7 separate regions of the Mus musculus genome follow, and all the other regions are linked to region 1. The links are chromatin loops, found by intact Hi-C in ENCODE. Cell type or tissue: heart. All regions are shown on one strand. Region 1 has its middle 28 kb from the start of Mrps33. Region 2 has its middle 5.2 kb from the start of Dennd2a. Region 3 holds the start of Braf (Braf transforming gene). Region 4 holds the start of Ndufb2 (NADH:ubiquinone oxidoreductase subunit B2). Region 5 overlaps Braf (Braf transforming gene). Region 6 overlaps Braf (Braf transforming gene). Region 7 holds the start of Adck2 (aarF domain containing kinase 2).

Evidence for each region. Hi-C counts contacts between places; a loop is a spot of excess contacts. Peaks named below come from ENCODE experiments on the same cell type or tissue, not always from the same donor. Only the 100,000 strongest peaks of a DNase experiment are listed, where the experiment ranks them.
Region 2: it touches region 1 in a loop (7-fold over the local background); 11 of 42 quality-filtered maps call a loop at or near these places.
Region 3: a loop joins it to region 1, with 3 times the contacts of the local background. A loop is called at or near these places in 13 of 42 quality-filtered maps.
Region 4: it touches region 1 in a loop (2.6-fold over the local background); 6 of 42 quality-filtered maps call a loop at or near these places.
Region 5: it touches region 1 in a loop (2.4-fold over the local background); 13 of 42 quality-filtered maps call a loop at or near these places.
Region 6: it touches region 1 in a loop (2.5-fold over the local background); 9 of 42 quality-filtered maps call a loop at or near these places.
Region 7: a loop joins it to region 1, with 5 times the contacts of the local background. A loop is called at or near these places in 13 of 42 quality-filtered maps.

What each region holds. Positions count from the first base shown.
Region 1 is chr6:39,780,743-39,784,742 of GRCm38, forward strand. No RefSeq gene overlaps it. Among named protein-coding and RNA genes, the nearest start is that of Mrps33, 28 kb to the right of the region's middle. In heart, a CTCF peak has its summit at 2,172 (motif pointing left); a DNase peak (open chromatin) is centred at 1,249; H3K4me3 peaks cover 1,223 bases; H3K27ac peaks cover 1,713 bases.
Region 2 is chr6:39,561,017-39,565,016 of GRCm38, forward strand. No RefSeq gene overlaps it. Among named protein-coding and RNA genes, the nearest start is that of Dennd2a, 5.2 kb to the left of the region's middle. In heart, a CTCF peak has its summit at 1,813 (motif pointing left); a DNase peak (open chromatin) is centred at 1,815; H3K4me3 peaks cover 565 bases.
Region 3 is chr6:39,723,783-39,727,782 of GRCm38, forward strand. It overlaps Braf (Braf transforming gene), which reads right to left and starts at 1,681. Exons shown (of 22, transcript NM_139294.5): 1 at 1,325-1,681. The coding sequence starts at 1,513. In heart, a CTCF peak has its summit at 1,838; DNase peaks (open chromatin) are centred at 1,249 and 1,709; H3K4me3 peaks cover 2,243 bases; H3K27ac peaks cover 1,985 bases.
Region 4 is chr6:39,590,412-39,594,411 of GRCm38, forward strand. Ndufb2 (NADH:ubiquinone oxidoreductase subunit B2) reads left to right here and starts at 2,154. Exons shown (of 4, transcript NM_001358797.1): 1 at 2,154-2,301. The coding sequence starts at 2,204. In heart, no CTCF peak of the experiment used is centred here; a DNase peak (open chromatin) is centred at 2,150; H3K4me3 peaks cover 1,788 bases; H3K27ac peaks cover 1,409 bases.
Region 5 is chr6:39,684,552-39,688,551 of GRCm38, forward strand. It overlaps Braf (Braf transforming gene), which reads right to left. Exons shown (of 22, transcript NM_139294.5): 2 at 3,693-3,794. Among named protein-coding and RNA genes, the nearest start is that of Braf, 39 kb to the right of the region's middle. In heart, a CTCF peak has its summit at 2,484 (motif pointing left); no DNase peak of the experiment used is centred here.
Region 6 is chr6:39,665,186-39,669,185 of GRCm38, forward strand. It overlaps Braf (Braf transforming gene), which reads right to left. Exons shown (of 22, transcript NM_139294.5): 5 at 1,061-1,164. Among named protein-coding and RNA genes, the nearest start is that of Gm34389, 51 kb to the left of the region's middle. In heart, no CTCF peak of the experiment used is centred here; no DNase peak of the experiment used is centred here.
Region 7 is chr6:39,572,422-39,576,421 of GRCm38, forward strand. It overlaps Adck2 (aarF domain containing kinase 2), which reads left to right and starts at 1,455. Exons shown (of 8, transcript NM_178873.3): 1 at 1,455-2,785; 2 at 3,942-4,000. The coding sequence starts at 1,880. In heart, a CTCF peak has its summit at 1,769; DNase peaks (open chromatin) are centred at 1,460 and 2,170; H3K4me3 peaks cover 1,918 bases; H3K27ac peaks cover 1,973 bases.

The DNA.
Region 1 (4,000 bases):
CAATAAAGCCTTCTATTTTTCTTTTCTTTCTTTCTTTTTTGGTATGTGTATATTTAACTTTTGTTTTTAAAATGAAATCGTATAGACAGGGTCTCGCGTTGTATGCGTGCAGCTCAGGCCGGACTTGTGGCTTGGTGATCTTCCTGCCTTAGTCTCCGGAGTGCGGGAGTTAGAGGCAGCTGGCTGGGGAACCTGCAGCCACACAGACTTATCTCTTCCTGGGTCTGGAAGGCAAAGGTAAAGATTCTTGTCGTTAAAACTGCTGCCTGTTAGGAACCAGTTGGACTGCAAATCTCAGCAGGAGCGCTTTGAGCGGCTGTCTGCTGACAGCAGGATGAGCTGCCGGTCACAGAAAGCCAGGGGGGAGGGGGTGGGGTGTTACTGGGAAATTCTCCTCCCCGGACAAATGACCTTTCACCCCCTAGTTCTCTGTGCTCCTTTTCTTCCTCTTGGTTTTCTTTCTGAGCTTCTAGAGGAGACTAAGATATCCGTGGATTTAAGGACTGATGGTATATGACTGCTTGGTGTTTGTTGTAAAAGGTTCTGTCGCTCCTTTTGCAGGGAAACCAACAGAAACTAAAGTACAATAAAGCACAAGAGGCCTGAGTACGTAACTCAGTGGTAGAGGTCCTGGCTTTGACGCACGCGCCCCCTCCCCCTCCCCATCCCCCAAACACACACACCAACCACACAGAGACAGGGAGACACTGGGTAAACACACATCGGGTGTGAGGCCAGAGGAGCTAAACTGTAGGGGAGATCTGCCTGGGAATGAATGCCTTTCCTGTAATAACCAGAAACAGCTCCTTCGGAGGAAACTGTGAGCCCCAGGGTACAGAACGAGAGTCAGCTAGCCGGGAAGCAGACACAGTGGGCTGGCTTGCTTTTTTGCTTTTGCTTTTGTTTTTTGTTTGTGTGTGAGTGTTTTTTTTTTTTTTAGGCCAATTTAAATTATTTAAGTATTTTTGTTGGCGATGCGTTCATTTGCTTTTCAGTTCCACTTATGATATGCCTTCATAATCATCCACTCTTAGAAGAAGCCTAAATGACTGGTTCAGCAGCTCCCAGCAAAACCTCGCTCTGGAACCTATGTGAAACGCAGGCGTCATGACTAAGAGGAACTACTCTTAGTCATGTTTGTTAAGAACTGGCTTTGTGAGCCCGGCCTTAGGAAGTGACCACAGATTTCACAAGTCCACACATGTGCCTGTTAGAGCATGTTTGTTAAGAGTCCTATGTAACTCCGGTTTGATTTGTACCTGAAGGGACCGAGGGTAAAATACTTAGCCGCTGGCACGCCAGACTGGTCAACAGCCTCGGCGTGGGGTTTTAGCTACTTCTCTAAGGCTGTTTTCCAGCTTGGATTTTTAAAGTCTGCAGTTGCAAGCGGCCTACCAGACATAGCATTTCTTGCCTCCTTTTTTTTTCATACGAGATAACATTTCAAGGCGGTAGAGGCGAGGCAGCCCTGAAATTCCTAGAAGATTAGGAATGTGGGGGAGATAGCATCAGTGTGACTTGGAAGTTTCTCACTTTTCCAGCCTGGGTCAGGGGACTATAGACTTTACCCCCCAGATAGCCACTAGCAGAGTGGTCAGGACCTCCTGTGTTTACATTGGCCTACGGTAGCCTCATCCTCCATCTTCAAGCCTGCCAACAGTCAGACTTGATCTAACTGGGGTGGCCTCCAGTTAAGCTTTGATTTCAGGGTGTAATTTAAGGTGTGTAGCTCCTAGGCGCTGATGAAAAGCTGTGTGCTGGTGAGCGAGCCTTGGACACTGTTGGCCAAACCATGAAGATTAGAACAAGCTTTTATTTTATTTTATTTTATTTTGGGAAATATATATCATATCCAGTTCGGTTCAGAAATGTACTTACATATTAGTACACTTCAAAATAGAAAAAGAAATACTATATATAGGCTGGGCAGGTCTGAAACTTGCTACATAGACCAAACTAGCTGGGAACTTACACAGAGCTGTCTGTCCCTGCGTCCTGAGTGCCTGGCTATACTGTCCTTTTCTTTTTGGGAGTTCTGGGGACCAAAGCTAGGACTTCTCACCTGCTAGGTGATGTGAGCCATCCCCGTGTTCTGGAACACCCTTTGTAAGGGAAATTTTTTTGCTGGACAGATTACTATGACTGGGACAGTACTGCCACCTGGTGGAAAGTACCCTAATTACAGGAAAATATATAAGCTGAGTGAAGTAAAAAACAAAAATGACAACAAAGGTTAAGTTTTAAGTGAAATTTACACTTAATAAGGAAATCGCTAAATATATAGATTAGAGATCTACTAATTAAAAATCAGTATCTTTGGGTTGGTGAGATGGCTCAGCGGCTAAGATCACTGACCGTTCTTCTGGAGGTCATGAGTTCAAATACCAGCAACCACATTGTGGCTCACAACTATCTATAATGAGAAACAAATTAAAAACAAAAACCAAAAAACCTATGGGCTGGAGAGAGCCAGGCTGGAGCAAGAGGGAGAAGTAGGGGAGGGGGAAAGTCAGTATCTTTAAATCTGGAGTCTTGTGACACTGACCAGCATTTTTCACCAGTATCTTTGGGAATTTGGGGAGGAATAAAAAACAATCCACCTTTTAAAAATTGCTTGGTGGTGGTGGTGGTGGTGGGTGCTGGAGAGATGGCTCTGCGGTTAAGAGCACTGACTGCTCTTCCAAAGGTCCTGAGTTCAAATCCCAGCATCTACATGGTGGCTCACAACCATCCATAATGAGATCGGATGTCCTCTTCTGGTGTGTCTAAAGACAACTACAGTGTACTTATATGTAATAATAAATAAATCTTTTTAAAAAAATGCTCCAGGGAACAGAAAAATGGCTCCGCAGTTAAGAGCAGGTTAAGAGCACTCTAACAGAGGACCCAGGTTCAATCCCCAGCAACCACATGCCAGTTTACAACTGTCTGCAACTCTGTTCCCAAGGGATCCGACTCCCTCTTCTGGCCTCTACTGGCGCCAGGCCCAAATGTATTCCGCTGAAATGGAACATCGCAGACTTCTGGGTGGGAAGCCTGGAGAGGCTGCACTCGAGGTAACTGACTGGAGTCCTGAGGAAACACTAGATAATTCCCGAGTGAGCAGCCTGCTATAGAAGAACCAGACTGTACTGATCAGAAAGACTCTCTCTCTCTCTCTCTCTCTCTCTCTCTCTCTCTCTCTCTCTCTCTCTCTTCTCCCCCCCTCTCTCTCCCCCCCCCCCCGCCCCCTCCTAAAGGATAACATAGCCAGGCCTTTGATCTCAGCACTTGGGAGGCAGATGCAGAGCCCATGAAAAACAAGGAAAGCCGAATGAGCATGAGCGAAGGAGCGGCTTAAGTTTAAGGAGGGCATCGAGGTAGGACAAGTGAGTTCGGTTCATCATCTGGGCCTTCCTTTCCTGTAAAACTCATGATTGGCTGGGCCTGGTGATGTAAACCTGTAATTTCAGGACTTAATGGGGCTGAGGCTGAAGGACTGTGAATTCCAAGACAGTTTAAGCTATGTAGCCAGACTCTGAATAAACAAAACAACGACAAGTCATTATTGTGGCAATTGAAAAAAACTTAGATATGACTTTAACTAACAGGATTTAAACAATATCAATAATGTGACAACCAGGATGATTTGGTAATTGCATTATGGTCATGTATTATGGCTATAGAATTTCGTTGGTTTAGAGAATGAAAAATATTTACAGGCCAAAGAACATATTTTTTTCTTTACCTTCAAAAAATTTTACAATGTACATTACATCTCCCCTCCTCCTCTTACCCTTCCAACACGTGTGCACAGTGCCAGAAGGTCTTGAATTTTTTAATCTTTTGGGGTTTCTGGGCAAAGATTATACAGTAATTTTGTAACATTTTTTTCAAATAGTCCTGTTTCTCTGAACATTTGTTAAATAACATTTACATTTGTTAACTAACATTTACATTTGTTAAATAAAATTCAATAACATCAAAGCAATTATCTAGTAAAAGGGAACAGACGTGGCTT
Region 2 (4,000 bases), 220 kb before region 1:
CCTACCACACATTTTCAGCTGTATGTATATCTCAGGATATTTTCCACCAACCACTGGCTGAGTCCAAGATTTTAGAGCACACAGACACAGAATCCACAGGTGTGAAGTGCTGACTGTATGCTCTGGTTCAAGAAGGGAAAGGTAAGGATGAGACAAGGGGACAGAGATGACTTCTTATAAGCTTTTAATTCTGCTTTCTCTAAACATCACAGCATTGGACCTCTTCAGAGCAGCTGTTGTTTCCTTTCCTCCTCTTCCTTCTGTGTCCTATTGAAGAACATAGACTTTGGGTTAGACAGTCACATCTAGCTCTAGAACAAGTTGCTTGACCTTTGAGACTCATATTTTATATTTTCTTCTTCTTCTTCTTCTTCTTCTTCTTCTTCTTCTTCTTCTTCTTCTTCTTCTTCTTCTTCTTCTTCTTCTTCTTCTTCTTCTCCTTCTTCTTCTCCTGTTTTTGTGTTTTATTTTTTTTCAAGACAGGGTTTCTCTGTGTAGCCCTGGCTGTCCTGAAACTCACTCTGTAGACCAAGCTGAGCTCGAACTCAGAAATCCGCCTGCCTCTGACTCCCAAGTGCTGGGACTAAAGGCATGCGCCACCACTGCCTGGCAGAGAGACTAGTTTTCATGGATAAAATGGAAATGGAAACAGTTGTAACCATCTCGATGTGTTGGTGAAGATGATGTCAGATAATGGAGAAGAGGGTTTGCTGCTAGGCTGGGGCCCAATTGAGAGGAGAACTCAAATTAGATCTCCTGTCTCCTGTTAATATTCTCTCTCTCTCTCTCTCTCTCTCTCTCTCTCTCTCTTTCTCTGTGTGTGTGTGTGTGTGTGTGTGTGTGTGTGCGCGCGCGCGCGTGTAGGAGAGAGAGAAATAGGAGGGAAAGGGGAGGAAGGAGAGGGAAAGGGAGAGGAGGAAGGTGTGGTATGTATGTGGGTATTTGAAAGGCTGAGGAGGGCCAGGCAGTGGTGGCGCACACCTTTAATCCCAGCACTTGGGAGGCAGAGGCAGGCGGATTTCTGAGTTTGAGGCCAGACCAGGATTAAAAAAAAAAAAAAAAAGGCCTAGGAGTGTCTTTGATCACCTTCCACCTTTTTCCTTTGAGACAGGGTCTCTCCTTGGACCTGAAGTTTACATTTTGTCTTTGTTTGTTTGTTTGTTGTTTTGTTTTTGTTTTTTTGTGGGTATTTTTGGCTGGAGCGGCAGCCAATAAGCCCCATTGATCTGCTTGTCTTTGCCTTCCCCACCCAGGGCTGGGGTTAAGGGCTCATGCAAGACCACACCCTGCTTATTTTGTAAGTGCTGGGATCCAAACTCATGGTTGCTCAAGTTCCCTTAACCACCGTGCCATGTCTCTATTTCTTTTAGTTTAGTTTCCCCATTTTCTCTGCTTTCTCTTTTCCCCATGAATTCAGGGCGTGTCGGGCTGAGGATAAATAGGGAGGTTTACGTCTCTCAGCAGAGCCTTCAATCAAAGAGTGATAAGCAGCGCAAAGCTCACTTACCCAGCAGTCAGGGGAGATGGGAGGGCACCCAGGGACCCGAGCAGGTTAGCGCTCCGAGAAACTGGATATCAACTGAAGACTGAACCTTCGGACATCGCCCTCACATTTTCTCGTTTCTAGCAATAATCGTTTCGGATGCGAAATTTTTCCTGAGTAACTTAATTTGTTTCAAGGCCTGTCAGCTGAACCCAAGTTCTTTCACACCAGACTGCCTGAGAGAGCCGTTCTGCCCAGCACCACCTACTTTTCTAGCTCTCTTTATCAGCATCCTATTCATGTCTTTGCTACGGTTCCCCCTTGTGGAAAGTACAGGTAGTGCCATGAATTGGACAAGTCTCAGATCGGGGTTTCCTCCCAGTTTGGTATACTAGGATCTGCTGGCTCCTTTTGGGCGCTTGGCAGGCTCGTTATTTTGACTCATTGACAATTGTCTGCCAGAGCGTAGGTGAAACGTGTACACAGCGTCAATGATGAACAAGACCTTTGGTTAACTATTCTCTTGAACGCTGGTGTGAAAAGAAGGAACACGTATCTATTAGATAAGGTAGAACAAAGGAGGAACCTAACAGGGTGGGGCGTGGGGACAAGGAAAAGTATAGGTCTTACGTCTTACGTTGACAGCGTCTTGATCAAAGCGTTCTCATCTGGAGACCACAGGACTTAGAGCCTGTGGAGCATCCTGGAGAGCCCTTTTTTAGTCTTCCTTAGGAACCTGATCCTTTCCTCCTTAGGAAGCCACCTCCTCAGGCCTGTCCTCGTCCCACGGTCAGGCCCATCCTTGGTTCTGTCTCCCTCATTGGGGTGTTAGCAGAATATCTGGGGGAAAAAAAGTTAGAATGGTGACTCATGCCCTTAAAATATTTGGAGAAAAAAAGTTGGAATGGTGGCTCATGCCCTTAATCCCAGCATTCAAAGGCAGAGGCTGGCAAGTTTCTCTGTAAGTTCCAGGACAGCCCCGTCCTTTGCTTTGCAGCAAGTTCCAAGGCTGTCCTGGAAGACCAAGAGAAACCAGCCAAGAGAAACCCTGTCTTCAAAAAAACCAAAAAGCTAAAAATCAACCAACCAACCAAACAAACAAACAAAAAAATTGGCTATGCAGGCCTGCATTCAGAGAAAAAGAACGTATGATTACATTCATGTCTGTCTGTCTATCTATCTACCTATCTATGAAAAAAATTAATTTACTCAAATTTTTGATCAGAAGTGGGGATTCCTTTTTTGTTTGTGTTTTAAGACATGGTTTCTTTGTGTAACAGCCCTGGTTGTCCTGGAACTTACTTTGTAGCCCAGACTGGCCTCAAACACCTGTCCAGTAGGGCTCTTGGGTTGGCCCCTGTCACTCCTAGTATAATATTTCATGCACAGAGTCCAATTCCTAGGGACTCCTTATCTGGGGACATGTAAGCTCACTCAGGTCCCACCTCAACCACCTAGCTGCCTTCCTCAGAGAAAACTCTGACCCACTGTTTGAGGTATGGCCCATCATGGTGAGGCAGAAATAGAAGCTTGAAGCAGCTGGTCACACCGCACTGGGCAGTCGGGAAGCAGGAAGAGCAAGGTTGGGGCTCAGCTGCTCCTTTGGGTTTGTTTGCTTGTTTGTTTGTTTGTTTTGAGTCCTGGCCCCCAGACCATGGAATTGTGCCAGTCACATGTAGAGTGGGTCTTTTCATTTCAATCCTTTTAATTCTCTCTCTCTCTCTCTCTCTCTTCCTGAGCATGTGTGCGCATGCATACACACACACCTATAATGGTTTTTGTGTTGTTGCTTTTTTTTTTCCATTTTTTATTAGGTATTTAGCTCATTTACATTTCCAATGCTATACCAAAAGTCCCCCATACCCACCCACCCCCACTCCCCTACCCACCCACTCCCCCTTTTTGGCCCTGGCATTCCCCTGTACTGGGGCATATAAAGTTTGCGTGTCCAATGGGCCTCTCTTTCCAGTGATGGCTGACTAGGCCATCTTTTTATACATATGCAGCTAGAGTCAAGAGCTCCGGGGTACTGGTTAGTTCATATTGTTGTTCCACCTATAGGGTTGCAGATCCCTTTAGCTCCTTGGGTACTTTCTCTAGCTCCTCCTGTGTTGTTGCTTTTAAAAAAAAAGATTTATTTATTTTGTGTATGTGAGTACACTATAGCTGTCTTCAGATACACCAGAAGAGGGTATCAGTTGGTTGTGAGTCACCATGTGGTTGCTGGGAATTGAACTCAGGATCTCTGGAAGAGCAGAGCCTCTTAACTGCTGAGCCATTTCTCTAGCCCTGGTTTGTTTTTTGTATTTTTTTTGAGACTGGGTTTCTCTGTGTAGCCCTGGCTGTCCTGGAACTTGCTATGTTGACCAGGCTAGCCTCTAACTCAGAGAGCCTCCCTCCTGCCTCTGCCTACCAAATGCTGGGATTAAAGGCAGGTGTTGGGCTGGAGAGATGGTTTTGCAGTTAAGAGCACTGACTGCTCTTCCAGAAGTCCTGAATTCAATTCCCAGCAACCAC
Region 3 (4,000 bases), 57 kb before region 1:
ACAGAAACAAGTCACTCTCGACAACTGTTTGTAAAATACCGTATTCTAGCCAATTGTTTGTAAGATATGGTATTGTTTATGCGATACAGTGCCCAAATGGTAAATGTAGTAAGTTTTACATACAGAGAAAAGAGAATAAATTAGGTAATTTGACAATGTAATAAGTTGAATGATACAAGGACTACCAAAAGCCAAGTACTAAAGACTGGTAAACACGAAAGATGGGACGAAAATGGGAGCGAGCCAGATCACTTAAACCCACTAAAAACAAGCTAGCACGCAAGCAAGCAAGCAAACAAACAAACAAACAAACAAACCCACGAAGGATATCAACTGAGGTGTGTATGTGCACTGAAAGACTAACCCAAACTGCCAGCAGTGCAAGGGAGCAAAGGGCCAAGTGAAACCTGATGGAATCTTGACAGCTTTGGGGTTCAGGGAGTGAATAGCTTGCAAAGTGTCCAAAAGGATTTGTGAAGATAACAACGGATTACAAGGTGACGGTGCAGTGGAATGAAGTAGAGGCACTCAAGGGGACTAGGGCAAGAGAAGAGCAAAAATGCTCTTCCGTGGAAACTAAGGTTAGAAGCAAGTAGGTACAGTTGAGAAATGAGCGGGGTGGTGGATGAGGATAGAGGTTTACGGGTCAGCAAGGGAGCACTGACAAACAGTATTATTCGGGGATCAGAGACCAGGATGGGAAAAGCTTCGGAACAGTAAAATTTGGGGCTGAAAAAGTAAAGACTACACCAAAAAAAAAAATCATCCCCTGGGCAAAAACCGGTCAAAAGAAAAATCCCCCAAACAAGTAGCAAAGTGGGAAGGGGACAAGGGCCTGCAAAGGGAAGATAGTGAGGAGAGTGGAAAGATGCGCTCCGTCATCCCCAGGATCAGGGAGTAATCGCACACGGCGGTTCCTAGGGCTAGGGGACCAAGGGGTACTGCCCTGGCCACTAAGCTCCATCCTCGACGCCGTCCCTGCCGGCTAGCAAAAAGGAAAACATCTCAGGGATGCAGGGCTGGAAGCCTCAGCCAGGCGTGACCTTCTCCAACCCAGAGTTTCGCCCCCTCTGAAAAGGCTCCAGCTCTGCCCCCACTGCCCCAATCCCATCTGGGTGGGGGCCGGGGAACCCCCCTGGGCCATCGTGTGTGTTTACGTAGCGAGGAGCTACAAGACAGAGGGGGACACTCGGCCGATAACCACCTCCCCGCCGGCTACCAAGCACTGCCGGGGCTCCTTCTGCTGCCTCGGTCCCTCGCATAAACACTGGCCCGCCGAGCCCCTGACGCGCGAGCACTGGGGGGGGATGGCGCCGCCACTCACCTCTTCAGGAATGGCCGGGTCCGCAGCCGAAGAGGCCGCGGCGCCAGCGCCGGCCTCCGGCTCCATGTCGCCATTGAACAGAGCCTGGCCCTGCTCGGCGCCGCCGCCGCCGTCGCCACCGCCACCGCCGCCGCCACCGCCGCCGCCGCCACCGCTGCTGCTGCCACCGCCGCCACTCAGCGCCGCCATCTTCGAAGCGCGAGCCGGGCCGAGCGGCCGCCGCGGGGCGGGGAGGGGGAAGGGAGGCGCAGGGCGGGCGGAGGCGGGCGCGGAGGCGCGGGGGGCGTGGGCGGAGCGGCCGGGGCGGAGGCCACCTCTGGAACCCGCCGGCGGCCCCGGCGCAGCCGAGCCTGAGGGGATTTGGGGGGGGGAGGGGGCGGAGACGACGAGGAGTCGCCGCGGCAACGGCGTCACCCGCATGTCACGGTCGTGACGTCACCTGGGTGCGTGACGTCATCCGAGGAGCACCCTCGCGCCGCTGTCGCCAGGGGAGTGTTCCTTCTCCTCCAACCACCCTCGCGCTCACACGTTTCTACCCGCACAGTTTCCATGGCTCCGGCTTCCTATTTTTTCTCAGCCTGTTCTGTCATGTGGGATTTACTAGAAGAGCAGGGGGTGGTGTTTTAAAGAAGTTAAAATCCTAGAGGGAAGAAGGCCGGAAAGTCTGTAGTACTTATTACTGCCGTTACAAAGAAGCTCTGGGTGTCATAAAAATAAGACCTTAAACGCCAAGGTTGAAACATCAGCCAAGCCAAATTTCATAGAACTGTCTTGGAGCAGCTAAATTCTCAGTATGGTGTTTGTATCCTGTCCCTAAAGGACTTGATCTGTTGAAGTATAAATGAAAATCTAAAGCTGGTCTTCAGGGTATTTATTGCCTAGTTTCAGTCATTTACTATCAATTGGCTCCTTCCATGCACTAGGACCTGAGGAGAACACATGACCATTTTAGACATCTTATGCATCATAGCTAATTTTTATTCCAAAGAAAATAATTTAAAATATTTTGTAGATCCTGACTGATCCAAGGCATTCTCTTCAAACTGTATATGAAAAAAAGAATTGGGAGAAGAGAATTAAATCATCTCAGAGAAGCCCAAGTTGCAGAAATTAAACCCAATTTCTTTATGTAAATTACATGGTTAAAGTACGTTTAACCAAAGAAGGAAATAATGGAGAGAGGAAGTGTGTTAAGAAAAAGAGAAAACAGGAGTGAAAAACAGAAGCTACCAACACTATTCAGGAATTTCCAGTTTAACTCTTGAGTTGAGTTGTCTGTGTGTCTGTGTGTGCACTTCTATTAATGGAAAGGGGGATGGTCGCCACCAACCTCTTTATTGCATTTAGGATGAGTTGAAAGGTAGAAAGCTTCTGACAATAGGATGTCTGCCTATTTGGTCTGATCAGCACAGGCCCGGCAACTGATGCTTTGCTTCAAGGTAAGCAGTGCACGTGTGGCTGCTTGGTGAATCAAAGCATTACGTTCTTGTGTATTGAAAAAAAATGCCACCAATCAAATAGCTATTCTGTGTTTGCCAATGACATTGTACATTCTCTTCCAAGCAGGGACATTCCCCTGAGAGCTACATTTAAGTCAGAAGATGATCTGACAGATTCGAGTGAAGGAGATGATCACAGATAGAGACTATATTATCAAGCTATGCTAGTTTAAGGCAGTTTTTAAAAACCATAAATACATAATGTCTAAGCATACTAAAATAGGGCCAACAACCAGGCAAGGGACACTTCCTCCTTGATTTTGTCTGAAACACAACTGTTGGGGTTTTGGGGTATTGTTGTTGTTTGTTGTTGTTGTTTAGTCCCTAACTGTCCAGGTTTACTTTAGGAAATTATTCCCTAAGAATGTATCATTATAACATTTTTTTTTACAACATTAAAATTTCTAAGACATTTCTCTTTTGTTTTGTTTGAGACAGGGTTTCTCTGTGTAACAGCGCTTGGCTGTCCTGGAACTTGATTCCCAGAGATCTGACTACCTCTGCTTCCTGAGTGCTGGGATCAAAGGCATGTACCCCCATGCCCTGCCTCTAAGACATTTTCCATGGTTCCATTTTAAACAACATCCTTATCAGCATCAGTCTATACAGTGATCACGTCTTATGTGATTATTTCTTCACAGGATGGCTGGCCTCATCCATTTAAGATGGATTCTGTTAGTTTCCACTCATTCAATTTTTTTTCCTTGTGTGTTGGTTAGTTTTGTTAACTAATGGTGTTCCTGCTGTATGTGTGTGTGTGTTTCCTCACCCTCAGTAAAGGCCTTTCTTCAACTGCTGATCCTGTCTGCTCCTGCTGGCTATGTTTGAGATTTCTCCACTGCTACCAGACAAGCTTAAGATCTTTCCTGCCTTTTACTCTTTAACTGGCAGAGAAAAGTAAATAAAGACCCCGATTGTTAACATTTTTGAGACCTTGTCCAGGATTTCTGGTCCAGGACCACCAACTCATCAAAGTTGTCACTTAGATGCTGATGTCTAGTGACTTTAACAAATAGAATCTGCATGTCACTCAGATTTGGCCTATGTAGCCCACTTCCATTGGACATTACCTCTGGTACGTGGGCAGAGATGTCTACTGCTGATGATACATCTCTCATGTGACACTTCAAGAATACATACTACCAGCTGAGCACTGGTGGCACATCCCTTTAAACCC
Region 4 (4,000 bases), 190 kb before region 1:
TGACTATAAACTGGAAAGTCAACTTCCATCCATAGAATTCTACAGGTTCAGGTTTAACCCAAGGCTTGTATTTAGCAGACACAGTTTGCCAGTCAAAAGTCAGTATTTGGGAGCCAAAAGTTGGTGGGATGGAGTCAGGTTTAGAAAATGGAGGGGCTATTGTCTTTAAAAGCTTTGAGGAGCTAAAGAAAAAGATTCCTATTTAGTAAAGCCAGTGAAGTAGCTTAGCAGGTTCCAAGAATAGAGGTGTGTTCGGCCACACCTTCTGGTCTGAGTTCATGGGACCTGCATGACAAAGGAGAACCAATTCCTGCAGATTTCCTCTGACTGCGTGGATGCAGTGGCAACACACACACACACACACACACACAAATAAAATAATGGAAGCCTGGATCTCAGATGGCAGAAGAAGAGAATAATCTCTTGATTGACTGTGCTCTGATCACCACATTTATGCCATGGTACATGTGAGCCCACACATAACAACACTCAAGGTCTCCCTTGGGTTTGACTCCTAGGACAGGTTTCCTGTTACATAAAAGGGCAAAGAGGCCCACATATGGGCACAGAAGGCAAATTATCAGTCATATTTGATGCTTCCAAGTCACTAAATTCAAGTCTGGCCTTGATGAGTACTTGACTCTTGAATATGAAACATCATAGCAAATTTCTAATATGTGATGTTGGTACACTAATGTTATAACCTAAAACTGCATGTTCTTCAAATCAACCAACCCAAACCATAATGTACCAGGGAAGACCTTGTTGGAATCAATATTCTTGGTATCACACACACCCCTACCCACTAGATCATAGCGAAAGTAATCCTGCAAAGCAACATATTATTATTATTATTATTAATTTTTCTTTTGGTAAAATGTGCCATAACTTACAGTGGCCTTGCAAGCACACTAGGGCGGGAAGTTCAGTTGTTATTCTAATACAGGTGATGACTGTGTCTCATCCTATTGGTAGAGTGCGACCTCAGACTCTGCCATGGTTGGATAGTTCCTAATAGATGCAAAGGAAGGAGGGAAGGAAGGGGTCCATAGCTCTTGTCGTCAGAATGGAAGGCCTTTGTGTAAACAGGTTTTCCAGATGATTAAAATACTTGAATAATTTTACAAGGTGGAGATTATTAGAGTATTGACTGTTGGTGTGCTAGCTACTGTTTATAGAAAAAAGTCCGTTTCTCACAACCTCTTGGGGTTAGGAGTAGTCTTAGGTTTGGAGTCTATCCAGATTTCAACAGAGGCAATACTGAGAGAAAAAAGCAGGCCGAGGAAGGCGGACTATTTTAATAGCCAGTGGAGCCTTTGTTTCTTGAAGGAAATCTGAAGTGAGTGAAAAAATTAGTTTTTCTGGAAAGATGACAGTAGGCTATCCTATAGACCTAGTAACTCGGAACAGATATGTATGTCTTGTTTTATGAGGATGAGCTTGAAAATTCATATTCCCTCCCCACTAATGGCCGGAGACTGAGCGCATCTGCGCGTCTACGTGCATCTATTTGTGTTACAGCTCCCACTGCGAGTACATTTCTACGGCTGAAGTCAGGTCTCGATTTGTTGCCATCTTGGTGTTGCATCTTAACTGGACTGCCCTCATGTCCTTATTTTTCTGCTTGCTTATTACATTAATAACAAGAGGAAATGCCAAAAAACCTCGAATTGGCTAAGGCTCGAGGCGTTAGGAACTTTCCCCCATGTTCCTGGCCGACTTATTCCGAGTGTGCCGGGTTGGGTTCCTCAGGTGATTCCCGTGCCACCAGTCCAGGTTCTGAAATTTAACACCCTGGCTGATTAGTCATTCAGAACAATGCTGAAACAACGATGCTATAAAATAAACATTGCGATGTTATAAAATAAACATTGCGTGGTTCAGAAAGGGCTTAGGCCTTTAACAAGGGCCCACAGTGGCAAGAACATGCATGAAAGCACCGTCTATATGAGCCAAAGCAGGGAGCAGCAGTAAGGTCAGCCAAGAGCACCTTGCCAGGCTGTGCCACGAGGCAGCCAGGGCTCCTCCTGAAGGACGACCTATCTGCCCGTTAACCTGGAGCCTCTAAGGTCCGCCAATGGCTTGAACTTGTCCCCTGTGGCCTACCATCAGCCCGGGTAGAGACGCAGTGCGACGCAGTGACGTCACGGGCCGGGACTCGGGGAAGTGACGCATCAGGGGTGGGAACTGCAGTCTTGCTAGTATGTCTGCGCTCACCCGTCTGGTACCTTTCGGCCGCGTCGGAGGCCGCCTGCTCCGGGGCTGCCGCGCGCGGGCGGCTGGAGACAGTGGAGTCCGTCAGTGAGTGTCGGGCGGGGGCGAGGGTTCGGCCGGCTTGAACAGGCAGCGCTGCCATCCGGACGCTGTCACCTTGAAGCAGTCGCCCGGGAGGGTGCGTGAAACTCCGCTGCCGCCCGAGGCATGCTGGGTCTTGTAGTTTTGCCTGGACCGAGACTGGCCTTTTAGTCGGCTTGGTGGGCTAGAGGTGAAGGGATGGCGCAGGGTTGCGGGAGAGAGGCGTTAACTAAGACCCGAGTGATAAGAATCCAGTCCCGCACAGTCTCCCGGACTGAGCCTTCCAAGCAGCTGGCTAGTGGAGGTCCCGAGCGCATGGAGACGGGTGGAGATGGGCTCAGAGACAAGACGGGTCCAGGCAGGGCAGACACGGAGACCTTGAGTCAGTAAGGTAGTATAGTCTGTTCTTTTCACCATTAGGTACATTTTTACGATTAAAATTTGGCACTTTTTTTGAGCCTCACTGTGTAGCCTCGACTGACCTGGAACTCATTAGTGATCCTCCTGTCTCTGCTTTCGGAGTGCTGGGATTAAAGGCGTGCGCCCCCAAGTCAGTGTTTAGATTTGGCACTTTAAATCCTAGATTGGATGCTGTGTCTTACTCATTTTGCCTTCTCTCCACCCGAGATTTGTAATACTTATAGCTTTATTTTGTTGTATTGATCTGTCTCTCAGTCTCTGTCTGTCTCTGTCTCTCTGTCTCTGTCTCTCTCTCGCTCGCATATAACCTGGCAGGTTTTGTCCACCGAGATTTCTTTTAAGATCTTCATACCGTTTTGGGGATGCTTCCCGTCCAGTTTCACTACTTAGCTTGGATTTCCCTTACCTCCAACGGGGGAAGAAGGGTTCCACTATTCATCTAAGTTCCCAGCCCTTGGTTTGGGTTTTTGGGCCACAAAAGGTCCAACCCAGCAATAGTTCAGGTGGAAACTTACCTGAAGTTTGGCTTCTGGTAACTAAGTTTCAGTTTCCTTCTCGTTGATTTATTATTACTTTTCGCCCTTTCATTATGGGGCTACAGCTTGATTCAGGAGTCTAATGATAGACCACTTGTCTTGGGTCTCTGAGTCGTCAGAGTGGGATCCCTGTGAATGCCAGCTTCAGTACTGGCTTCCCAGGCATTTGTGCTCAGTTACTGATACTTTTTTTTTTTTTTTTAAGATTTATTTATTTATTATATGAAAGTACATTGTAGCTGTCTTCAGACACTTCAGAAGAGGGAGTCAGATCTCGTGTACGGATGGTTGTGAGCCACCATGTGGTTGCTGGGATTTGAACTCTGGACCTTCGGAAGAGCAGTCGGGTGCTCTTACCCACTGAGCCATCTCACCAGCCCCCCAGTTACTGATACTTGAAAAAGGACCTTTTATTTATTTCATTTTAGCATCATGTTTATTTTAATTGGGAGACCCCTCAGGGTATCTAGATTGCCACAGTGCACTTAGTCTGGCTGAAGCATGACACACAAGTGTTTATTGAGATTTTGCCTTCCTCCTTTCCTCCCCCCACCCCTTTTGGGGACAGGGTTTCTCTGTGTACCCCTGACTACCCTGGAGCTCACTTTGTAGATCAGGCTGTCTTCAAACTCGCAGAGATCTGCCTGCCTCTGCTTCCAGAGTCCTGGGATTAAAGGTGTGTGCCACTATGGTCTGGCTGCACAGGTAGATCTTGGGTAATAACTGTTAAATACAGTTGGCAAACAAGG
Region 5 (4,000 bases), 96 kb before region 1:
GTCTCGGGAAAACAAACAAGCAAACAAACAAAACAACAAAAAACCCTTGTTTTAAAATTTGAAAGCAAGAATTCAATTATCTTTCACCCATGGCCATTCATCATTTTTTGCAATTCAAGCAGCCAAAAATAGGCAAACATTCTACCACGAGATTCCCCCTAGCAAGCAAGGGACTTTTTACACACGTGTTATCCATGTTGCAACATGTATAGTTCTTGAAAACATGCTAAGTAAAATAAACCAGTCACAAAAGGACAAATGATGTGATTCTTTTAAAACAGTCAAATTCACAGACACAGGAGTATGTAGTTGTTATTACAGATCATAATCAGAAGAAAATGTGGATCTGGTAGTTAATATGTAAAGTAAAAAGATCAGTCCTTTTTTTTTTTTTTTTTTTTTTTTTTTTTGGGTTTTCTAGACAGGGTTTCTCTGTATAGCCCTGGCTGTCCTGGAACTCACTCTGTAGACCAGGCTGGCTTCGAACTCAGAAATCCGCCTGCCTCTGCCTCCCAAGTGCTGGAATTAAAGGTGTGCGCCACCACGCCCGGCCTAAAAGATCAGTCTTAAATGATGAAAAGTTCTGGACTGTGTTGATGGTTTCAAAATAAAATGAATTTGCTAAAAAATTATTTATTCATTTTAAATTTATTTATTCTATGTATATGAGTACACTGTCACTGTCTTCAGACACATCAAAAGAGGGTATCCATTACAGATGGTAAAACCATGTGGTTGCTGGGAATTAAACTCAGGGCCTCTGGAAGAGCAGCCAGTGCTCTTAACTGCAGAGCTATCTCTCCAACCCTAAATATTTATTTTTTAAAGTGGTAAATTCAATGTATCTTTTATTCTAGGAAAAAACTGTTCTTAAAGAGTGAACCTAAAACCCTGAAGAATGGCACACCTTGGGAGTCATCAGGAGAATGAACTGGCTTTTGACTGAAGGCCTTCAAAGTTTAGTCCCTGAGTCTTTTCCCTTGGGATGGTCAGCTAGCTTTCCACAAGCAAGCATCCTGTCATCCGTCAGTCTTCTTCATGGTGTATCAAATGCTAATTAATATTAATAATATTCTAAGTGCTTTATATGGTCATTGTCTATAAGTCCCTCCCTGCTCTGAAGCACAATCTGTTTGAAGATACAGATTTTTGGCTCTTAAACATTTTGTTGTTGTTGTTTTTTGAGACAGGATTTCTCTGTATAGCCCTGGCTGTCCTGGAACTCACTCTGTAGACCAGACTGGCCTCGAACTCAGAAATTCATCTGCCTCTGCCTCCTGAGTGCTGGGATTAAAGGTGTGCACTACCACACCCGGCACATTTTTTTTTTTAAATATCACTGCAAACAGTATAAATATTACAGGGTATTCAGTGAGTACCCCTATCTGTAGAACCTTAGCATATCTCAGGAACTATGCTATTTTGTAACTATAAAATAGTTCTTAAACTATTACATATAATACTATCCTAATTTTTTTCTAAATGTTTCATAAATATTCACTATAGCTATATGTCATTAGTACATATGGAATCTATTACTTTGTCACATACTTAAAACCCATTAAACTTTGCTTTGATGTTACACTGTTTTTGAATATATGATTCAAGTTTGTATGCATAGTTGTAAAAAGAAACCAATCCAATTAAATACATTTGAAAAAAAAGTCCACATTTTGTACAACAAAAAATAGATAAAGAAATTAGAAATGTTTAGCACGAGGGCAGAGACACAACAGGATAGCAAAGCTGTAGAATAAGGCAGTGGTCAGTATCATAGATTTGTAAGCTAGATATCTGCCTTCTCCCTTCAGCAATAGTTACCTACCACTTGAAGTAAGTTACTTAACCTCTCTATTTAGCCTGTCAAAGAGAAATAAAATACCTATGCAGGAATTTGCTAAAAGTAATTGTAAGTATTAATAAAAGCATTTAACACAGTACAGGGCATAGAATAAGAATAAGCACAAATGTTTTTCTTTTTACTAATCAATTTTTAAGTATTCAAATGTCTGAAGAGTATGTGTCTGGCTGAAACAATCCATCATGACTATAAATAACATGTTCATTGATTCAAATGTGGGAAAGTGCCCAATAGACAGAGACAAACTGTTGCTTCTGTTGTATGGTTGATAAACAAAAATGAGCACTTTCATTAAGACTATACTAAGACTACTTCTTACTTCTTTGCTTGGCTCCTACCACACAACTGAAAGTACAGATAGAATTCTAGTCCTACATTTTATAGCATAAGCAGCAGTGTGATCCAGAATAAGTCATGAGGAAGACAAGAGAAGAACAGTTTAGTTGGTGTTTCCAAAGTTCCAAGGTTTGTTTTATAAACACAAACTTAACTTTCTCACAAAATAATGAAGACTTAATTTTTCTTTGAAAAATAATTGAGGGGCTGGAGAGATGGCTCAGCAGTTAAGAGCACTGACTGATCTTTCAGAAGTCCTAAGTTCACTTCCCAGCAACCACAAGGTGGCTCACAACCATCTGTATTGGGATCTGATGCCCTCTTCTGGTGTGTCTGAAGACAGCTACAGTGTACTCATAAAGTAAATAAATAATTCTTAAAAAAAAAAGTAGATTGGTAAATTAGAAATTTTAGTTACAAGTTGTTCAAACCATGTTTTAAAATCTCTGATATTTGAAGCCAAATGCTTACTTGGTCTTTGTTTTATTTTATTTTATTTTATTTTTTTTGAGACAGAGTCTCATTGTGTAGCTTAGGTGTCTCTATTAGAACTTACTATGTAGCCCAGGTTGACCTCAAAGTCTCAGACCTGGGACTAACAGCACATACCATCATGCAATTATAGCTGAGCAAGCGTTACTGGAGAAAGGCAGTAGAAAGCTGTGGCAAGCAGTCTTGTCGAGCCCACAGAGCCTGCTTGCTAAGGACTGACTGACTTTTAGAAGGAAACTAAGGGCAAGAAGGCCTATCTATGACTACCTAGTACCTACTGCCTCACAGGATTAAGAACAATGGCTAACTACAGATTTATAATCTCACTCAAGGCAGATGATACAAATCTCAAGGCATCACTAAGCAGCAAGACTGAGCAGTACTGGGCCATTCCAAGATTATAAACTATCTATAAGAAAGGAGAAAACAACTCTGGGAAACTTACTCTCAAAAAGATATTTTACAAAACCATCCAAATTTCCCAAGATGGTAACTCATTCTGCTGACTACCAAAACAGTGTGCTTTTTCTTTCTCTCTTTTTAGTAATTTTTTTTAAAATTCAGGCAATTTTTTTTTTTTTAAAGATTTATTTATTATTATATGTAAGTACACTGTAGCTGTCTTCAGATATACCAGAAGAGGGCATCAGATCTCGTTACGGATGGTTATGAGCCACCATGTGGTTGCTGGGATTTGAACTCTGGACCTTTGGAAGAGCAGTCGGGTGCTCTTACCCACTGAGCCATCTCACCAGCCCATCAGGCAATATTTTGAAGTTTATAGGAGACATTCCTCTCAGTTTTGACATTTTCCAAATAAAACTAATACATGCAGATTGCAACAAGTGAATGAAAACAAGACTAAGGAAAAAAAAAAAAAAAAGACAAAGTAAATTCTTCCAATGTTTCCAATCCTGCTCTCTAAATAACCAAAACTATGACTATAAAACATTTTAATACATTTTTCTCTCAAAATTACCATAAAGTAATACTCAAAACTTACCTCCAGGTATATTGATGGTGGGTTATGCTCTCCACCAAATTTGTCCAATAGGGCCTCTATATGTTCCTGTGTCAACTTAATCATTTGCTTGATATTCCATACCTAAAAAAGTAAAAGAATCTAAATAAAGATCACTTAGCATAGGGATTAAAACTATTTTAATGTAGACAACAGACTGCAGTAACTGCCAGTGTTCTCGGGGCTTTAGACAATTGAGTGGGGTTTATGATTATAGTAACTGTACTAACCTTTTTCCATCTAGTATTGCATCCCTATCTATAAGAGATTCAAACACCTGAGTATTTAGA
Region 6 (4,000 bases), 120 kb before region 1:
GAACTAATATTAAGAAAGTTTGGCTCTGTACTTTTCAATCATTAGAAATTAAAGTCTTAATTTTTAAGTTTAACTTTAATAAATGTATTACTTTTAAACAAAGAGCAGTATAAATATATTTACTTTTAAGTCGGTCCAGAAAAACCTACAACAGTCAAAACCAAATTGTTCCTGGGGTTTAAAAAACAGACAAACAAACAAACAAACAAACACACAGGTATGGTCTTACCATCCAATTCAGAGAAAAAGACCATCCAAGGAACAACATGCCTCAAGATGTAGATTCAAAACATAACCATCTCGGAACAATATTACTTTATGAAAAGACACTTCAATATTAAAATGTAAATTTTGGTAACTTTTTGTGGAACTATGAGCTTGGTATTTAAAAAGGAAGACTATAGAAATGCACATTATCTAAACAGATCACATTCTAATGTAGTGGTTCTCAACCTTCCTAATGCTGTGACCCTCTAATACAGTTCTTCATATTGTGGCAATCCCCCATCCATAAAAACATTTATGTTGCTACTCATAAATGTAATTTTCTACTGTAATGAATCACACTGTAAATAATTATCTATATTTTCAGTGGTCTTAGGCAACCCCTATGAAAGGTTGAGAACTGCTGTTTTAATTGTTCACAAATTAAGGAAATTATAAACTCTAATAAAGGCATTTGTCATAGGAATAAACAACAAAACCAAATAAATTATCAATAGTCTTCAAGATTTCTTCAAGAGTAGTATTAGTACAATTTTTTAAGTTGATGTTCTAAATCTTTTAGTAATAAATACCCTCTCTTTTTCTAATGTGTATGGGTGTTTTCCTGGCATTTAAGTCTGTACACCTCATGCATACCTGAGGAGACAACAAGATTTTAGATCCCTGGAATTGGAATTACAGATGGCTATGAGCTGCCATGTGGGTTCTGAGCTACCTCTCCAGTCCTTGAGTTAATTCTCCATTCCAGAGATTTGCAGAAAGACTACAAAAGAACCCCAGAGCTTTATGTCTAATTTTCTTTCAAAGAAAATGACACAACACATACAAACCATACCCATCCTGAATTCTGTAAACAGCACAGCATTCTGGGATGAGACCTCTCATCATCAGTGCTTTCTTTAGACTGTCTCGAACTGTAACACCACATCTTGCGGGTACCTATGACATAAATACATGCAAGAGGTAAAGGAAGGAGGTTTTCTTTCAAATCATTTTTTAAAACTGAGTCATTTACCTTATAACATCTTTAAAATATCATATGGATTCCTTGGGTCTATAATTTACTCATTAGTCAAAGGAAATTATACCAAGTAACTATTATTTTATCAGCTTGAAACAAAGAAAAAAAAAGATGTGTACATCTTCTATTAAAACTACATACACATATACATGAATAGAAAACATAATATCCACTATATTGCACATACCAATATAGTATGGTTCCACCACTGAAAATACTTAAAGGTCAACACTCAAAGTAAAATAAAAAATGTTGCTGTCTGCTTTTTGAGGCAGTGCCTGTTGTAGCCTAGGCTTGCCTGGTTCTCTAGATATTCCTATGTCAGCCTCACAACTCTTGTAAGCACACACTACTATGTCTAGATGTAAACATCTATTTTGACCAAAGGTGCAAGCTGTATAATAAGTCCTTGGTTACACTGATGATTATTAAGAGATGCCTTATGGACTCTGAATATAGCAGAAGAAAATGTGTGTCTTAGGCTATATGGGAAGGCTGGATGGATGCTCAGTGGGTGAAGCTTTTGCTGTACAAACATAAGGATTTGAGTTGGGTCCTCAGTACCCACTAAAAAGCTGAGTGTAGCAGTGCACATCTTTAACTCCAGTGTGGACCTGGGGGAGGGCTGTGTCATTTGGTCAGCCAACTGGTTCACAAGAGAGACCCTGTCTCGAAAAACAAGTTGAACAGTGATAAAAACAACTGCCATTGATCTCTGATCTCTACAAGTGCATGCACTCACAGACATACACATGTGCATATGCACCACCATCCAAGAGAGAGAGACAGACAGGTGAGGGTGCAGGTGAGGCAGGCAGGCACACACATACAGAGACAGGCATCAATCTGATATTCGATACTTACTTCCCTAGTGTCTCTATCTGGGAACTCGACCTTCTCTAGAATCTCATATTACTATTGGGGCTATCAATAGCTTTTTCTAGTATTCAATGATGTACATGTTAATCAGCTGCTAATTCCTTATGATAGCAATAGGTCCAGGACTAGATATATGACCTTCTAAATTGTACCTGAGTCTTATTTGAAGTGACATATGACATTGGTTGAGAGATGCTCCTGTTTTAGTGTAGTTAAGAGTGTGCCAATTGATACATATTTCCTAGAACATTAATATCAAGATATCACTATCTATTGATAGAACAAAGCTCATATAAGGAGAAGTAACACTGGGAGGAGAGGGCAAGGCAAATGGTTAATCCTATTGTTTAGCCCTTCCCATGCCTCATCTACCTGGCAAATTTGCAAGACTAAAGAGAAGCAGAAAGATTACAGGGAGTACAGCTTTTATTAGGGAAGTCAGAAGGAGGGGTGTTTTAGGTAATAGAAGATTACTGCTACAGTCACTTTAATTACTTTAAGCTACTAGGTAGGACCTGTGTTTAGAAATAAGCACAGTTTAATATTATCACTGAAACTATTGCTGGGTATGATGGTGCACACCTTTAATCCAAGCACTTGGGACGCAAAAAGCAGGAGGACCTAGCTCTGTGAGTTCCAGGCCAGCCAGGTTAACAGAGTGCGGCCCTATCTTAAGTTTGTCATAAGGGAACAGGGTCTCATAATTTTAAGTATTCAAGATATAGCTAGACATATAGGCAACCCTCATTATTTGTGAGGAATTATGTGTGTATTTGTCTACTCACTGGAAAATATAAAAAACTTTATTGTGTTTATGGATACATGAAGATCAGTGAAAAACCTATTCATGTACTGTCTGAGCTAAGGTTGAACAAAGTAACAGTTTACCTTTCTGCTTTCAGAATACAAATCTGTATCCTATTCCTATTCCCAGCCTACCTACTGCTACATAAACCTATGTGCTTTCTGTTTCAGATGGTTTCCCAGCACAGTACTTAAGTGCAGTTTAGAGCTCCTAAGCCCAGAGAAGACTGTAATGTGTCTGGCAGGGAAGAGGTAGGGAGGTGTGTGTGTGTGTGTTGGGGAAACTTAATTCAGGCCTCAGCCACAGGGATGTTAGCCACGAGTTCATGTTACGGAGTCAACAACACTATATATATTTGTCTGAATATGTATTTACCACAGGGCAATTCACACTTGAACAAAACAGTTATGTTCAAACTTTATTATAAAAAAATTTAAAAAACCCTGAAATGAGTATTGATTAAAAATCCATGAGAAGTCATTCACTACCTTTGCATGTGTTTAAAATCTTCTATAGTACAATGTTTTACAAAACTTTAAGGATTCACTTTAAGATTTGGCTGGACAGCTGGGCATGGTGGCACACACCTTTAATCCCAGCACTCGGGAGGCAGAGGCAGGTGGATTTCTGAGTTCAAGGCCAGCTTGGTCTACAGAGTGAGTTCTAGGACAGCCAGGGCTATACAGAGAAACCCTGTCTCAAACCCCTCCCCCACCCAAAAAAAGATTTGGTTGGACATCAAAAAATGTCATACACTGAATTATTTGTGCTAGTATGTGTGTGATATTGTATTCTCTCTTTCTCTTTCTTTTCGAGACAGGATCTCATATAGCCCAGCTTGGCCTTAAACTTACATACCCATACTCTGCACTCCTGTCCTTCCTGCTTCCCAGCATTTCAGATCACATACACCGTGGTCGGCTTGGTGGTACAGAAGCAAGTTTGTGGTATATGTAAACACGAAACAGCTCTTAAGTAAACTAGCATAGGACTCATATGCAAACCAATATGTAGATTCGGACACAATTTTAAATATACAGCTAGCTCTGGCTCGTTTTATGCCAACCTAA
Region 7 (4,000 bases), 210 kb before region 1:
AAGCCCTATTTTGCTTTTTTGAAACAGGGTCTCACTATGTAGTCCCTGTTGGCCTGGAGCTTGCTATACAAAGCAGACTGACCTCCAACTCACAGATTTTGCCCACCCCTTCCTTCCCTTCCCTCCTTCCCTCCTTCCTTACCTCCCCCTTCCTTCCTTCCTTCCTTCCTTCCTTCCTTCCTTCCTTCCTTCCTTCCTTCTTTCCTTCCTTCCTTCTTTCCTACTGGAATTGAAAGTGAGGGCACCGTGCCTGACACCTGACCACATTTCAAAGCAGTGTAAGGCATCATGTCTGCCTTGGGAAACCCAAAGGGTGTACCCCATCTTTTAGAGTTAGGAACTGGACTGTTATTGACCATACAGGAAGAGCCATTGGCCACTCCACTATTCCTGACTGTTAGTGGCCCTGATCTTACCTTTGGAGAAATTACTATATCTTCTGAGCCTTCTGGATGGCCAGGGGGTGTGTGTCTTGAGGTTGAATGACATGTCCAGTGATAGGAACCCTGGCCTTGTCCTTGTTTCTCTTTTTCTATAATCCTTTTCACCTGGGATGTCTTTAAATCTACCCTTGGTCAGACTTTTGTGCAAATTTCTTTCCACACAGGGACAAAAGCTGTTGATAGGTAGTAGGGACTGTGGTGCCCCAGGGCAGGCAGCTTTTTAAGTTCCAGAGCGCTGAGAAGAAATTGCAAGCCCTTTCCCTGGCTATGTAGGCTCAGTTCCCATGCTCTATCACCTACACACACACACACACACACACACACACACACACACCCCTCAGAACATCAAAAGTCTTTCCTACTTTGGAACTTTTATTTGGCTCCTCTCCCAACACCCTTTTTTTCTTCTCCAAAGTAGCCCAGCCTATGATTCAACCAGCTCCTCACTGCTTCTGTGGCCCTTGCTACATTTTTATTTCTATGACATTTATTTTGTATGTGGGGGACACGACTTAAAAGGAATTGGTGACATCCTTCCTTCATGTAGGTTCCACGGATCGAACTCATTTATTTCGTTGGGCTTGACATAAAATAATATCGTTACCTATCTAGTTTAGTATATATTCTTGTGACTCAACAAATATTAAATTAAATTCAAGAAAGACCTGATTTGGCTCAATAAGTCTTAGTTAAGTGTATAAGCCATTCCCTAAGGTCTAAACACCGCCGCTAAGTCAGCGTAGCCTGAGACTCAAGAACTCAGCAGCTGAAAAATCTGTCCTTCCTTTGGACCCACTTGTAATATTCAGTGTAGTTTAATATTTCTAGGATTTAAGCTACGAGGCTGTGAAGAGGAAAGGCAGACGCGGAAAAGAGGGCTACAGAGCTCGCGTCTGCGTTTTTTCTCTAAATCATCACAGGAACTCGATGTGCCCAGGCGCTTTTGCCCTAGTTCGCGCCGTGGCCCCTTTAAGGAGCATGTCGTGGGCAGAGAGGGCGGAACCAGGTACCGGAAGCTGGGAGCAGCGCTGGCCCGGACGCTTAGTGCTCTCTCTCTCTGCCTGGTTGTCACTGCCCGCTCTGTGCAGGTCCCGAGCCATCGGCTCGGCATCTCCGCCGCCCCCCGGGAGCCTGGCCCGTGAGCCCGCCGGAGCGCGCCTCTCAGGTCTTCCCGCGGCCCTCTGAGGCTTCGTCGTTCTCTCTAGGCCGCGGGTCCGCATCTCCGTCCCTGGCGCTCGGCGACTCCCTGCACTCTGAGCTCTGGCGCTGGACAGCTTGTCACCCGTGGTCCCCGGCTCAGGTCCCCGTTATCCCTCCCCTCCTGGGCTGCGCTAGGGGGCGCGGTCCGACTCATCCCCGCTTCGGCACGGAGCGTCTCCACAATGGCTTCCCTTTAGGTAGAGAACAAGCAGTCTAGGCCAAGGGGTCTAGAGAGGATGGTGACCCCCTGGCGTTTGTCTGTCAGGGTCTGCTTGTCACACTTAAGATGCTTTGAGTTCAGAAAGGAACTTGGGCATTCCAGACCCCTGGGATGCTCTCGCAATGCCAGACTATGTTGGTTTCTGCTAGGTACTTTGCCCAAATTAATCTCAGCCCATGGCAGTGTTGGAGAGGGGGCGCCTGGCAGCTTGTGCCAGAGAAAGACTCACTGGAGTGACCTGGCGGAAAATGGACTAGTGGAGAAGGTGGCCCAAGAAGGGCCTCTGGCCCGCGTCTTACTGTGTCTCCGCCTAGGGCTCCGCGCTGGTGTGCTCTTGGCGAAATTCTTCCCCCTCCTCTTCTTGTACCCTCTCACCTACTTGGCCCCTGGCCTCTCCACCCTCTGGCTCCATCTGCTTTTCAAAGCTACAGAGACCTCAGGCCCAACATATATCAAATTGGGCCAATGGGCCAGCACCCGGCGCGACCTCTTTTCAGAGGCTTTCTGTACCCAGTTCTCCAAGCTGCATGTCCAGGTGACCCCCCACCCTTGGGCAAGGACGGAATACTTACTCCAGCAGGCATTTGGGGAGGATTGGGGCAGCCTCCTCTTTTTCGAGACCCGGGAACCTGTAGGTTCAGGTTGTGTGGCCCAAGTGTACAAAGCGTTCGCTAGTATTTCCTTGTTGGAGGAAGACAGGATCTGGAGACTTGGGGAGCTCTCTGCCCCAGGAACCAGGGCCGTGGTGATGCAGAGAGAGCCCTTTATGAAAGACCGGAAGCCTTCAGAAAACCTTGCCGACGAAGCATTTCTAGAAAAACTGCTTCTTCCTAAAGCTGACCTTGGTGGGTCAGAAGTGGGTGTGTCTCAGGCTCCCTGGCATCTGCCTAAGTCAGATCACCTCATCCCAGTGGCAGTGAAAGTAAGTGCTCTCAGACCTTGCCTAGCACTTTAATCAAGTACCTACCCACTGAGCTGTCTGCCCCAGATCCGAAAGAGACCCTCGTGAGGGGCACATTGCTTTCTGTTCTAAGACTGAGTATTCCTTCTCCAAAAATGCTTGGGAATGGGAGCGTTTTGGATTTCATACGGTTCTGGATTGTAGAGCATTTGTATATCTTGGATGAGATAGCCTGGGATAGGACCCAAGTCTAAACACGAAACGTGAAATTCATTTATGTCTCACACACACACTCCACAACTTAGACATGTAGACTATAGGTCATTTCATGAAGTACTTTTAGTGCACCTGTGTAATGACCTTGCATCACCTGAGGTCAGGTTTGGAATTTTTCACTTGTCAGTCCTTTACCGGGTCAGATATTGAAGCATTTTGAGTTTGGATTAGGGCTGCTATTGCTATTGTAGCTCAACCAATACCTGTTAAATTCAAGCTATTTCTTTTATTTATTTATTTATTTATTTATTTATTTATTGTAGTGAGGATTGAACCTAAGGGGCAGTCAAACTTAGTTCACACATGCTAGGCAAACCCTCAGCCACTGAGGTTTATTGTGAGGCCTCATTTTGCCTTTAATTGTAGACAAGACCCTGCTATTTTAATTGTCCTCCCAAGTAGCAGGGATTGCCACAACCTCCTGGCTCAAGTTTGTTTGTTTTTTCTTTTTCTTTCCTTTCCCCCTCCTCCTCCTTTTTTTTTTTTTTTTTTTTTTTTTTTGAGGTAGATTTATACTATGTAGCCCCTTGGCTGTTCCAGAGCTTACTCTGTAGACCAGGCTGGCCTCAAAGCTACAGAGATCTGCCTGCCTCTGCCTCCTGAGTGCTGGGATTCAAGGTGTATTCCTCCACAATAGGCTCTGACTTCATTTCTTGACTTCAGAGAACAGTGGTGTGAATAGTGTGAAGGAGGGAGGGGAAAAAAAAAAAAAAAAAAACCTTGGGTTTTGCTACTTCTGGGGAGGAGGGACCACCACAACCCAAGAGCATCATGGGTATTGGGCTACTTCCCTTCGTTTTGACAAGAAGCACTCTGGCTGTTTTGAAGGTGGGAGCATGTGCTGGCTAGGTAAAATGTTTCCCTCTGACCCACTGTCTTGTCTCCTGGTTCTTTCTGGCAGGTATTACACCCAGGCTTGCTCTCTCAGGTGTCCATGGATTTACTGCTGATGAAGATTGG